Linked DNA regions of Homo sapiens: region 1 is linked to region 2. A link is a contact called in ENCODE Hi-C or POLR2A ChIA-PET data. All regions are on one chromosome and are shown on one strand. The core of a region is the stretch at or near the end of the contact, and the rest is flanking DNA. Distances in the headings are between cores, read along the strand shown.

Region 1 (6,190 bases), core at 138-2,637, 50 kb after region 2:
CTTTGAGTTACCTGCAGGCTGCCCGAGAAGTACATATACAGATGCCCTTCATTTTTTTTTTTTTTTTTTGAGACGGAGTCTCACCCTGTCGTCCAGGCTGGAGTGCAGTGGCGCTATCTCGGTTCACTGCAATCTCCGCCTCCAGGGTTCACACCATTCTCCTGCCTCAGCCTCCCAAGTAGCTGGGACTACAGGCACCCACCACCATGCCCGGCTATTTTTTTTGTATTTTTAGTTGAGACAGGGTTTCACCATGTTAGCCAGGATGGTCTTGATCTCCTGACCTTGTGATCCGCCCGCCTCGGCCTCCCAAAGTGCTGGGATTACGGGCGTGAGCCACCGCGCCCGGCCACAGATGCCCTTCTTGCGAAAACGTTACTAAGACATCTTACTCCCTCACTGGAGCACGGGACATTACTTTCACAAGGTGGTACCAAGAACATATATTATTCTATTAAAAAGTTTTCTATATTCTAAATTCTAAGATAATTGACACTTGGATAGTAGAGTGATACGGTTAAGTTACTGAACAGTGATGTTTTCTGGAAATAACTTAGCTTCTGCCTTCCCTGTGCCAGTTCCCCCTTAGGGCTCTCATCTTTCACTGTTGCAATTTTCTGTCCCTCTGTAAGTCACCTCCATTTTGTTATTTGTAAATTCACTTGATATGTATTGCCCATATTTTAGAAAAAAGGTACAGAGTGGTATTTCTGTATGTGCAAAAGTTATATTGATTTATTGAGTTCTCCCAGTGCTTCCTTGCCAGTGATATTAAAAGCAATAGAGGAATTTGGAAAATATTCAGGATTAAAATTAACTGGATCTCATCCAGTATATTTTTATGAGTGGATGAAGGGCTATCTTTCCCACAGCTCAGCTAATACCAGATTGTCATATTGCCCAAAATTACAAACGTTTTGGAAGATTTTCCCTAAGAATAAGCAGAAAAAAACCATCACTGCTTGAGATCTAGTTTTCCTTTGCTTAATTGGTTGGGTGTATGAAATGAAATATCAATTTCTTGTTGGCTCTGTGTGTTTTAGAATACTTCCCCTGTCACTCCTAGAATGTCTTTGAGAGTGGGTGGTGTTTGTGTTTGTAGTGGAAGCTTCATTGTCATGTGAGTGTGTTGGTTGGAGAGTGGGTGGTGTTTGTGTTTGTAGTGGAAGCCTCGTTGTCATGTGAGCGTGTTGGTCCGTGTGCTGGTCCTCAGGCCTGTGCTTCCTGAAAGCAGCAGTTTTGGTTCCAGGGGAGCGTTTCTCTGGACACTCAGGATGGTGCTGAGGAGACGGTTAGAAAGCGTGGCTGCTGGCCTTACCTGTTGGCGAGCGCTGTGATTGCGGCATGGAAGGTGACGCAGTTCTGTCCTCCCTGCACCCTGCGTGTTCTGGTCCCGTCATCGCTGCTCCCCACATATTGTCCTTTCCTATTACAAATGAAATACTTTGGTGGTGACGAATCTTGTGAGACATTGTGGGACTGTGTGGGCTGATGAAAGCTCAAGAAAACAGGTGCCAACTCTAATGTTGACTCAGATTAGAGTCATGTCATGCGTTTTGGGCAGGAATCGCAAAGGGAGGTTGTGTTCGCATTCCCCTCTTATCAGGCTGCGTGTGATCGCAGTGTGTCCATTACTGCCGATACTCACTTCCGTTATTTGATTAAGGTGGTGCCTGCCATGTTTCGCTCCCGTAAAGCTATTCCTTTTCTCTCTGTAAGTAGTATTTTGAGGAGAGGTGCTTTACAACCATGTATATGTCCTGTTCATCTCAGATTTTTAATTTGTTCATTTATTAATTTGTTAGTATAGACTCATGGTTTCTGATATTATCCAATGAGTTATAATTCATTATTATTGTTACTTATTTTGATATTCGTATTGTCTCAGTTTGTCTACTGAGAGCTGCTTCAAGCCATCTCTGTCCTTTTAACATGACCTTAGTCATTCTGTGAGCAGCTCCTCACTTTCTCCTGTAACAAGATATTCTCGGCTCATCTTGCACTTTGACTGCCTCAGTCCTGGAATAAGTCATTTCTCCTAGGAGTCCTGGTTTCTTTTAGTGAAGAATGGTGTGCAGAACCCTATATTTGGACACTAGGAGTGCCTATTGCTTTTGGGGTATCACTGTTTTCATGCCCTCCTATTGGACCAAGCTAAGGTTGTATGTACATTCCACATTTCTGTTTATATTTCTTTATATACATGGACAGGAGTTCACCTGGCTACCTTTAATCCAGGCTCATGCCACAAGGTTCATCCTAGTTTTCTGCCTTTCGCGTTTACTATTCTCCTTTCACCAGTGAGAAACCCAGTTCCCCTGCCCTCCACATACTGCCTGTGTTGTCCTGTTGTCCCCTGTGTGGCACCAGCCAGCCCCCCTTTTGCTGCCTCTTCCCATACATGGCTCCTGACCTGTTTGGGCTCTCACCTCTCATGCCAGGTGGCCTTCTCACCTTGTCAGGACTCTGACTCTGAGCCAGGGCCCCCTCATTGACTGATCCCTGTTCAGAGTGAAAATGATTGGTAGTTTGCACTTGCCCTGGAAGAACCCTAAACGTCTGATAGAGAGCCGTATATTTGGTCATCTCTGAGTACAGTGACAAGGACAAGTAAAGTAAATGGAGTCATTTAGAGATTGGCTTTGGTGGAGAATGAGGCTTCTAAGTCAGGTGGCTCCTACACCTGCCCTATGTGAGATTTGTTTCCTCCCATCGGGCTGTCACTGGGGATTAGGAGGGGCGGCCTAGGGGTTACCTCACTCATGGCTGTGTACATGCCCACGTGGAGAGCTGTGTGACGCTGCCCTGCCGACAAGCTGTGCGTCCTGGCCTGGGGCCTTCCAGGTGAACGTGACGCTGGGAGTGGTCTGTGCTAATCATGGGAGTCTGGATGTTTAGTGTGCCTGAAAAGAAAGATGTCCTAGTGGGCAGCGCATCATGGCGCCAGCTGGATACCTGATTGAGTTCATGCGTTTCTTTTTGCTTTCAATTTTTTTTTTTTTTTTTGAGATGGAGTCTCGCTCTGTTGCCCAGGCTAGAGAAGTGGCATGATCTCAGCTTACTGCAACCTCTGCCCCCTGGGTTCAAGCAATTCTCCTGCTTCAGTCTCCTGAGTAGCTGAGATTACAGGTGCCCGCCACCACACTTAGTTAATTTTTGTATTTTTAGTAGAGACGGGGTTTTGCCACGTTGGTCAGGCTGGTCTCGAACTCCTGGCCTCAAGTGATCTGCCTGCCTTGGCCTCCTGAAGCGCTGGGATTACAGGCATGAGCCACCGCGCTTGGCCAAGGTATAAATTTTTGGAAATCTAGCTTGTATCCTTGTCTCCTTGATCCTGTTCTCTCCCTCCCCAGTAGATAACCATTTAAAAAGTTCCATGGTTTACCATAAGCACACTGCAACCTCCTCCCCCACAGAAACAGTAGTGGACTGTACACTTTCACTGTGCTGCTTTCCCTCCCTCTTCCTGTGCTCGGAGGCTGCTCCGGAGCAGTGTACAGCGACCCCCTCACTCCTTTTCAGAGCTGCACAGCGTGGCGTTGTGCAGATGAGCTGCAGTTCATTCAGCCAGTCCCGTTAGTGGACACGTGGGTGGTTTACTGTCTCCAGCTGTTAGGGATGGTGCTTTAATGAATTGCCTTGTGCATACATCTTTCCATAGTTTTGCAGATGTATTTTGGAAATAGATCCCGAGCAGTGTGATTGATGGGTCAAAGGGTAAATGCATATGTAATTTTGCTAGCGATTGACAGATTGCCCACTCCACAGGGGGAAAGTTCACTTTTCATTGCTCAAACAATGAATGAGATTTCCTGTTTCCTAAAAGCCTGGTCAATAAATTTTTGGATTTTTCCCAATCTGATAGGTGAGAAGTGATATCTCAGAATAGTTTTAATTTGCATTTCTGTTCCGAGTGAGGCTGAGTGTGTTTTCATGTGGCTAAGAGCCATTTGTAGCTGTCCATCTCTCTAAATTTTTTTTTTTTTTTTTTGAGATGAAGTCTCGCTCTGTTGCCCAGGCTGGAGTGCAGTACCATCTCAGCTCACTGCAACCTCCGCCTCCCGGGTTGAAGCAATTCTGCCTCAGCCTCCCGAGTAGCTGGGATGACAGGCACACCCACACCCGGCTAATTTTTGTGTTTTTAGTAGAGATGGGGTTTCGTCATGTTGGCCAGGCTGGTCTTGAACTCCTGACCTCAGATGATCCACCTGCCTTGGCCTCCTAAAGTGCTGGGATTACAGGCATGAGCCACCACGCCCCGCCCCATCTCTCTAATTTTTCTGTAGGGCTATTGATCTTTTTCTTCTAGAAGCTCTTTATACGTTAAGGGTATTAACCCTTTGTAACCTTTTCCCCCAATTTTTCATTGCTTGTTTTACTTTTACTTACGTTGTTTTGTCATGCTTATGCTATGCAAGAGTTTTTCTTTTAAAAATTTTCATGTTAAAAACATTTTATTTGTGGATTTTGTGTCAGAATTAGGCAAATTTTACTTAGAGGTTTTTTTCTAGTTTTTGCATGGTTTCATATTTTACGTTTTAAGTTATGGTCAGTTTGGAATTTATTCCAGTATATGCTATGGTGAATGGATATACTTTTACCTTTTTCCATATGGATGTCCAGTTACCCCAAAAAACACTTAGTAAAACATCTACACCCTCCCTTGTTTGAGATACTGCCTTTATCATATATGAAATTTCTATGTGCAATTTGGCCCATTTCAAGATTTTCTGTAAAGTTCCATCATTCTGTCAATTTTGTTCACATACCAGTGCCACAGTTTTATTTTTAGCCTTTATAATAAACTTCACTTATGGTGTGGCTACCTCCCACCACCCCCTTCTTGCTTGTCTTTTTCATATTCTTTCATCTTACAGATGAACTTTATATATCAACTAATGTAGCTCCGGGGATGCTATTTTTATTTATTTATGTTTGTAATCAACTTATTTAGTTCTAGTAATGACATTTTCATTTATAAAATAAATTTAGGGAGAATTATCTTCTTGATGTTGAGTCTTAATCAGTACTGTGCTATGTCTTTCCATTCTCTTAGGTCTACTTTTGTTGACTTTAAGTAGTAGTTTATCATTTTTGTTATGCAAATTTTGGACATTTATTATTAAGTTTATGCTTAGATATGTCATAGTAAAATTTATTTTGCTATCATAAATGGAATTTTCCCTTCTACTTTTTATATGAAGCCTATTGGTTTGACAACCTGCTACTTCAATAAGTTCTCTCATTGCTTGTTAGTTGTTTTCCCATATTATTTAGGGCTTTTCAGACACATTGTATCCTCTGAAAATAGGAAATTTTTACCTCTTATTTTCCAACTTTATGCATTTAATTTCTTCCTCTTGCCTGATTGCACAGGGTACCTTTAACACCAGTGTTCAACAGGAGGCTGGAAAGCAGGAGTCTGTCTTGCTCCAGCTTTGGCCGGAGTGCTTCTAGCCTTTCCCTGTTAAATGAGATGCTGACTTCTGGCCTGAGGGAGTATGTTTTATCATGTTAAAGAAAAGCCATCACTTTCTGTTTTCTTGAGCATTTTTAAACATGCATAGCTCTTGAGTTTTGTCATATGCCCACCTTTTTTTTTTTTTCTGCATCTGCAGAGATAATCAGAGGATTTCCCCCTCAGCCTCATTTTACAATGGATTATATTAATAGAGTTTCTAATATTGGAGTTACCTGTGCATTCTTGGGATAACTCCCATGAGGTCATGGTATATTGCTTTCTTAATATACTTAAGGATTCTCTTTGGCTAAAATTTTATTGAAGATTTAAAAGTTGGTATTCCTAAATGAAATTAGCTGGTAGTTTTTCTTATGCTTTGGCCCTTGTTGGGCTTTGGGGTTATTGTGCCAGTTTCATCAGATGAATTTGTAAGTTTCTCTTCTTTTTCTTTGCTCTGAAATAGTTTAAATAGCCTTGGGATTATTGGACCTTTAATGGTTTGAAGGACTTCCCTTAGGAATTTTTCTGTGTGCGGGGATTCCAAGTTCTTTCCTGCTACCTTATCTTGCTGAACGTAGTGAAGCTATCTGATCTGTGGAGTCTCCTACAGCGCCTGGTGTCACTGAATCAAGGCCTTCTGCTCAGGGTGGCTGTGGGATTTGTTGGATCTGTGGGATCTGTGGGCTGTGGTCAGTCCCCTGCACAGTCTGACTTTCCCTTTCTTCCCTG
Region 2 (7,037 bases), core at 3,116-5,615:
TCCGTGGACTGCTAAGTCTGTTTGTACAGTATTCTTTTGGCCTCAAACCCACCTCTGGTGATGAGAATGTTTCTTTCCTTTTGGTGCAAGGAGGGCATCTCCTACATGGGAGTTTCATCACCTGCTTTTAAGAAGAAAGGGGGAAGTCAGACTGGCCTTCTTGCACCGCTGTTTTTTAAGTGCCTTTAGCTCAAAATAATGCTCCTGCCAAAGTAGCATATTTTTGGGTGGGATAGTCTGTCACCCTTCAGTGAACAGGTGATTTCAATAAATATTTCCCTTGTCGAAGTCAAATAAAATATAGAGACAAATCTTGAAATTTAAAACATTTTATTCGGGAAGAAAGAATTACAATTTGGGGTATACATGCAGACCAGATGGTCTTCGGTATGTCTGAAGAACAGAGCAGGTTGGGAGTTTTATCAGAAAGAGAAAGGTTACGTATTGTCTTGGAAGAAAACTCATTGGCACTAGAAAAGTTTTGGGGAGCTGGCAAGCTGGGATTGGTGAGTGACAGTGGTAGGTAAAGCCGGTCTTAGAGTCACAGAGGGTTGTTTCAGTGGCTTCTAGGTAAAACTGGTCTTAGAGTTACAGCAGGCTGTGTCAGCAACTGGGCTTCTGAAAAATATAACTCTTAAACATTTTTTTATTTTTATTTTTGTGACAGAGTCTCACTCTGTCTCCCAGGCTAGCGTGCAGTGGTGTGATTTTGGCTCACTGCAACCTCCGCCTCCCAGGTTCAAGCGATTCTCCTGCCTCAGCCTCCCAAGTAGCTGGGACTACAGGTGTGCGCCACCATGCCTGGCTAATTTTTGTATTTTTAGTAGAGACGGGGTTTCACCATGTTGACCAGGCTGGTCTTGAACTCCTGACCTCAGGTGATCTGCCCACCTGGGCCTCCTAAAGTGCTGGGATTACAAGCGTGAGCCACTGAGCCCGGCCAAAATTTAACTCTTGAAGCAGATGCCCTGAGTGCTTTTTCCCCTCAACCCTATCTCTGGTTTAGTTGGGTATGACAAGAATAACCCAACTCATAAAATCAATTTTCAGACCATTTTAAGGTCCATCAGAAAGGCCAGTTTGAAGATTTCTCTGTTTTGTGTTCTGATCTTTTGCCTTGACCACAGTGACCCATTGGGGCTCATGCCAAGCTCACTTACGCTGGCTTAACACATAATTCTAAGAGGGTTTCTCATTCATCTTCCAAGGCCATTCACGTTTATCTGTAAAAGTAGCTAACATTTAATGATATTTTGCTCTGTATGCATTTTTTCTCCTATAGAAATTTACCATTAATAATTATTCATTATAGACAATATAATTATTCTAACAGCTAACATTTATAGAGCACTTACCATGACTAAGGAATTGCATGTTTTATTTAATACAGTCACCTACAGATGAGACAGGCGTTACACCCATTTGCTAGGTTAGGAAAATGAGGCACAAAAGTTACCTAGTCCAAGATGATACAGACAGTAAGTCCCAAAGGTAGGAGCTACCCCAGATCTGTTGGGCCCCGGTCTGGGCAGTTAGCCCTCATCCTGTCCAGCTTCTCATACATCCATGCTAAAGGCTTACCACCCATGTGTAAGTAGATGTAAGTAATTCGTCTAATGAGCAGCGGTCTGTTATTTGGAAGGCTCCTTTTAACAGCCTATTCCTGACTTGGAGTAGCAGTTTTCTAGCTGCTGCCAGATAACAGTTCAGTAGTTATTATCTTCAGTTGTCAGATTGTAGAAATGGCATGGGAGTAGAGCTAAAGCTTCCTTTATAGCCTAGAAATAAGATAGTGATTAATGAAAAATAGTTGATGTAAATTTCTAAAACTATATGAAAACGGTTTGGCATTACATCATAAAGTTGAGAACACACACCCTTTGACCCAGTAATGCCACTTCCTGTTGCATACCCGACAGTCACGTGCTCATCTCTATTGGGACATATATAAGATTATTCAGAGTTGTATTTTTTTGTAATAGCCCTAGACAAAAAAAATAACCCAAATGTTGTCCGTCAGTGGCAGAATGGATGAATAGTGGTATTTCATTCATATAATAAAACACTATTCAGAAACGCAAATGAACAAAATACATGTAACATGGTTGATTCTTAAACATAATTTTGAGGCTGGGCATGATGGCTCATGCCTGTAATCCCAATGCTTTGAGATCTAAAGAGGAGGATCACTTGAGGCCAGGAGTTCAAGACCAGCCTGGGCAACATAGCAAGACCTTGTTTCTGCAAAAGTAAAAAATTAAAAAAATTAGCCAGGCATGGTGGTGCACACCTGTATCCCAGCTACTTGGGAGGCTGAGATGGAAGGATTATTAAGCTTAGAAGTCCAAGGCTGCAGTGAGCTGTGATTGCACCACTGCATTCCAGCCTGGGTGACAGAACAAGACTCTGTCTCAAAAAATTAGTCGGGTCCGGTGGCTTATGCCTGTTATCCCAACACTTTGTGGGGGCCAAGGTGGGTGGATCACTTGAGGTCAGGAGTTCAAGACTAGCCTGGTCAACATGGTGAAACCACGTCTCTACAAAAAATACAAAAATTAGCCTGGCGTGATGATGCGTGCCTATAATCCCAGCTACTCGGGAGGCTGAGGCAGGAGAATCACTTGAACTGGGGAGGCGGAAGTTGCAGTGAGCTGAGATCGCGCCACTGCACTCCAGCCTGAGGGACAGAGGGAGACCCTGTCTCAAAAAAAAAAAAAAAAAAGGATGTGTTTGCAGGCTGTTTTGCTTGTGTGTTCAAGGGATCCAACTTGACCTACATTCGAGATGAACATATGGTTTATGAAGAAGTTTGGTGATGGAATATTTCTGGATGAACAGGACACTTAGAATAATTATTCAGTCATTCTGTGCTTTTCTTTTGTAAATTGAATGCAGGTATTCCTCTGTTTATGAAGAACACAACTTTTTTTTTTTTTTTTTTTTTTGAGACAGAGTCCTGCTCTGTTGCCCAGGCTGGAGTGCAATGGCGTGATCTCAGCTCACTACATCCTCGACCTCCTGGGCTCAAGGGCATCATCTTGGCTCACTGTAACCTCTGCATCCTGGGCTCAAGCAATCTTCCCACCTCAGCCTCCTAGGTAGCCAGGACCACAAACATGCACCACTATGCCTGGATAATTTTTTATAGAGATGGAGTTTCACCACGTTGTCCAGGCTGGTTTCAAACTCCTGGGCTCAAGCCATCTGCCCGCCTTGGCCTTCCAAAGTGCTGGCATTACAGCGTGAGCCACTGCGCCCAGCCTAGAAAACAAACTTTTGACAGGTTGCATATAAATCAATTCCTGAGGTCATGAGAGAGTATGTTATTTGAAGCAAATACATACTCTTTTGATTTATTGCCCACCTCCCCACCCTACAATTAATCAGGCTTTTGTTTATTGGGTTTGCTTAATGTCGGGTAGAGCTCTGCTCAGGAGTGTGGCTGAGCAGTCACATCCAGCAGCGGGGCAGGGCAGCGGTCAGAGGCCTCCATTCCCATGTGCCCTGGATCCTGCTTCCGAGAGGGACTTCTGGCAGCATTAAAGACCAGACTTCTGAGACATTTTTTTTTACATTTTATTTTGTTTTAGATTTGGGGGTACATGGGCATGCTTGTTAATGGGTAGGGACTTGGCTTCTCGTGTACCCATCACCCAGTAGTGAATGTTGCACCCAGTGGGTAATTTTTCAACCCTCCCCCTCCCAACCCTCCCGCATTTTGGAGTACTCAGTGTCTATTATTTCCATCTTCATTTTTTAAATTTTATTTTAAGATATTTTAAAAATAATACTTTTGGCCGGGTGCAGTGGCTCACATCTGTAATCCCAGCACTTTGGGAGGCCAAGGTGGGTAGATCACTTGAGGTCAGGAGTTCAAGACCAGCCTGACCAACATGGTGAAACCCCATCTCTACTAAAAATACAGAAATTAGCCAGATGTGGTAGCAGGCACCTGTAATCTCAACTACTTGGGAGGCTGAGGCAGAAGAATCTCTTGAACCTGGGAGGTGGAGGTTGCAATGAGCTGAGATTGCACCACTGTACTCCAGCCTGGGTGACAGAGTGAGACTCCATCTCAAATAATAATAATAATAATAATAATAATAATAGTAATAATTCTCTTGAAGGATTGCAGTTGAAATTCAAATAAATCTCTAAGGTCAATAATGTGTATTTATATGACTTATAATCAATAACTATAAATTTAAAAATCACTAGAAGTGCAAATGCCCATGTTTCTGAGGACAAGTGTGTGTGTGGTAAAATGCAAATAAAATAGTCCCAGAAATAACTGTTCGCTTGAGAAATCTTGGAAGCATTTTCTGAAAAGTGTGTGCGCACGTGAGCACATGAAGTGGCCCAACGCTGAGCTGCCTTGCCAGAGGCCTTCCTGCCAGAAGGCAGCTGAGTAAACAGTCTTTAGCCCGCAGGAAAAGGGAGGCCAGCCAGGTAGGAGGCAGGAGGGGACAAGAGGGGTGACTTTGTGTCCCCTTGAAACACACGTGGGCTGCCACCTCTCTGTTTGCCTAACTTGGAGAAACTGCCTTTAGACACTGGATCCATGGTGAGGGTGCCACAAAAAGGTGCCGTGGGTGGTTCTGCGATGTTCACAGCAGACTTCCTCTGAGCTCAGGATCACCAACCTTTCAGCGGAGAAAAGAGCTTTGAGATGAATTTCATAGCTGTGGGTTATTTATATTCTTAAAATGGAGATGGAGAAGGAAGTGTGTCGATGAGGAAGGTAAATTACATTTTAATGAAAGAACTTGCCTGGACATGACAGCTTGTTAGGTGGTGCTGATAATATCTATAAATACTTTTTTCACTGTGCGCTAAAGTATTCCAAACATGCCTGGCTAAGAATGTTTCATAGCCAACAAGTTGACAGGAGGTAAAATAACTGTATCAGTGCACAGGAAAAAGCACCCATGCCTTGTCCTGGGGGCACTTGCAACTTGCTTCTTTCTGGGGAATAAATTTACGATAATGGTTAACATCTACTTGAGGGTTTACTATGTGTGAGGCACTGAACTGCTTACTTTATATTATCCCATTTAATGTTACCTGAAGGATAAATATTATTATTTCCATTTTCTTGTGAGGAAGCTGAGGTACAGAGAGGTCATTCCAAGGTCATAAAGTTAGGAGGTGGTGAGGCTGGGTTGTACCAGCCCCTGGAACCACAAGGCACTGACTGCGGGTCCTGCTGCCCCCGAATCCTCCTATGGTCTAGGTGGTTTTAGGTCATATTTTGTGTAATGACAGATTTCCTTTCCTTTTCTTTTCTTTTTTCTTTTTTGAGAAAAAAGGGTTTCGCTCTGTTGCCCAGGCTGGAGTACAGTGGCACAGTCTTGGCTCACTGCAACCTTCTCCTCCTGGGCTCAGGCAATCCTCCCTGCTTAGCCTCCTGAGGAGCTGGGACTACAGGTGTGCACCACCACGCCTTGGTAATTTTTGTATTTTTTTTGTAGAGGCAGGGTTTCACCATGTTGGCCAGGCTGGTCTCAAATTTCTGGCCTCAAGTGATCTGCCCACCTCAGCCTCCCAAATTGCTGGGATTACCGGCATGAGCCAACACACCCAGCCATGACAGATTTTCAATAATTAACACAGCAGGGGCAGTCATCTAATTCCTGTGTGGGGGTAATAGATCCTCAAACTACTATTGGATTAAAAGTCTTTAAAAACAAGGTTGTTTTTATCTGGAAAATTGTTGATATATCTACATGAGCAACATATAACTCGAGGTCTGTCATCAGAGAGGTGTGCTTTTTAAAGCAAATAATCACGGCTTGATGCGTTCACGCTGCCCCTGCTGTGTTAAATGAAAGCTTGAAAATTGCCAGAGTGTTGGTGTTTTGCAGCAATGTATTCCAGTGCCTTTATGCTAATAATAAAACCTGTCCTGACTATCACAATCCCAGCCCAAGTGTACTTATTTTAAAGTCTTAATCTCTTAAACATAAATTATAAGCTTTAAGATTAGTGTTCCAAATTCTGCTTGGTCCTGTGCAATAGAAATATGAGGAGTTTGGCCAGATTACCTCTTAGTGTCTTTTTCTACATTGTAACTCTCCAATTTTGTAAGATATTTGTTTATATTAGTCTCCTACCTTAAGGTCCATGCCCTAAACATTTTTATATTAGAGTTAACACGATGCCAAATGCACAGGAATTACTTGATAGTCATTATGAATGGGTTTTAATAGAAGTTTGAATTTCTTAACTAAGTCAATGAGACATTTACTAATTTGTGTATAATAAAGACAATATATTTTTCTCTTGGGAAGTAGCTTATTTTATTGAATTCATTTCAGTCATTTAGCGTCTTAATTTAAAGGCATTTTATATAGCCTTTTAGAAATTAAACGTTTGATATAACCATAGATTCATATCCAGTTATAAGAAATAATAGACGCCCAGGTGTGGTGGCACGTGCCTGTAGCCCCAGCTACTTTGGCAGGCTGAGGCAGGAGAATCGCTTGAGCCCAGGAGTTTGCGTTCAGCCTGGGCAACACAGTGAAACCCTGTAAAGAAAAAATAGTAGAAAAAGAAATAATAGAGATATACTGTATGCCTTTTGCCCACTTTCCCCCAGTGATAACATCTTACAGAACCATAGTACATTGTCAACCAGGATATTGACAATGAAACAGGATCCAGAACATTTGTATCACCTCAAAGATCCCTCTTGTTGCCTTTTTATAGCCACACCCTCTTCCCCCACCTCGAACTCTTCCTTCACCCCCAGCTACCACCATCAGTTCTCCATTTCTGTAACTTTGTCTTTCCAGAATCTTGTGTAAAAGGAATCCTACAGCATGTAACCTCTTGGGATTCACTTTTCTTATTCCTAATCCTCTGAGGGCCATCCAGTTTGTTCCATGGATTAGCAGTCTGTTCCTTTTTTTTTTTTCTTGAGACGGAGTTTTGCTCTTGTTGCCCAGGCTGGAGTGCAATGGCGTGATCTCGGCTCACTGCAACCTCGCCCCCCCACCCGGGTTCAAGGGATTCTTCTGCCTCAGCCTCCCGAGTAG

Evidence for each region. A loop is a pair of places that touch in the nucleus more often than their neighbours do. ChIA-PET counts read pairs that join two places held with the same protein, here RNA polymerase II (POLR2A). Pooled maps may share reads with other maps.
Region 1: a map of heart right ventricle shows a loop between it and region 2 (1.9-fold over the local background). The contact joins two enhancer-like sites. A Hi-C loop is called at or near these places in 6 of 168 maps with a recorded cell type or tissue (OCI-LY7, gastrocnemius medialis, heart right ventricle and 3 more), 1 of 37 single-sample maps with no recorded cell type and 3 of 50 pooled maps. POLR2A ChIA-PET finds 5 or more read pairs at or near these places in 4 of 52 experiments (BJ, HepG2, MCF 10A and 1 more).

The regions. Positions count from the first base shown.
Region 1 is chr2:238,438,149-238,444,338 of GRCh38, forward strand. All of the region lies in intron 3 of ASB1 (ankyrin repeat and SOCS box containing 1), which reads left to right. Among named protein-coding and RNA genes, the nearest start is that of ASB1, 14 kb to the left of the region's middle. RefSeq lists enhancers at 876-2,075, 2,288-2,789, 2,790-3,289. Within about 2 kb of position 1,388, at least 15 of the 41 ENCODE cell types and tissues checked have a DNase peak (open chromatin) inside an H3K27ac peak, as active enhancers do; they include gastrocnemius medialis, where a contact is called at or near this core.
Region 2 is chr2:238,385,671-238,392,707 of GRCh38, forward strand. The region is part of intron 15 of TRAF3IP1 (TRAF3 interacting protein 1); the gene reads left to right. Among named protein-coding and RNA genes, the nearest start is that of ASB1, 38 kb to the right of the region's middle. Within about 2 kb of position 4,366, at least 13 of the 41 ENCODE cell types and tissues checked have a DNase peak (open chromatin) inside an H3K27ac peak, as active enhancers do; they include gastrocnemius medialis, where a contact is called at or near this core.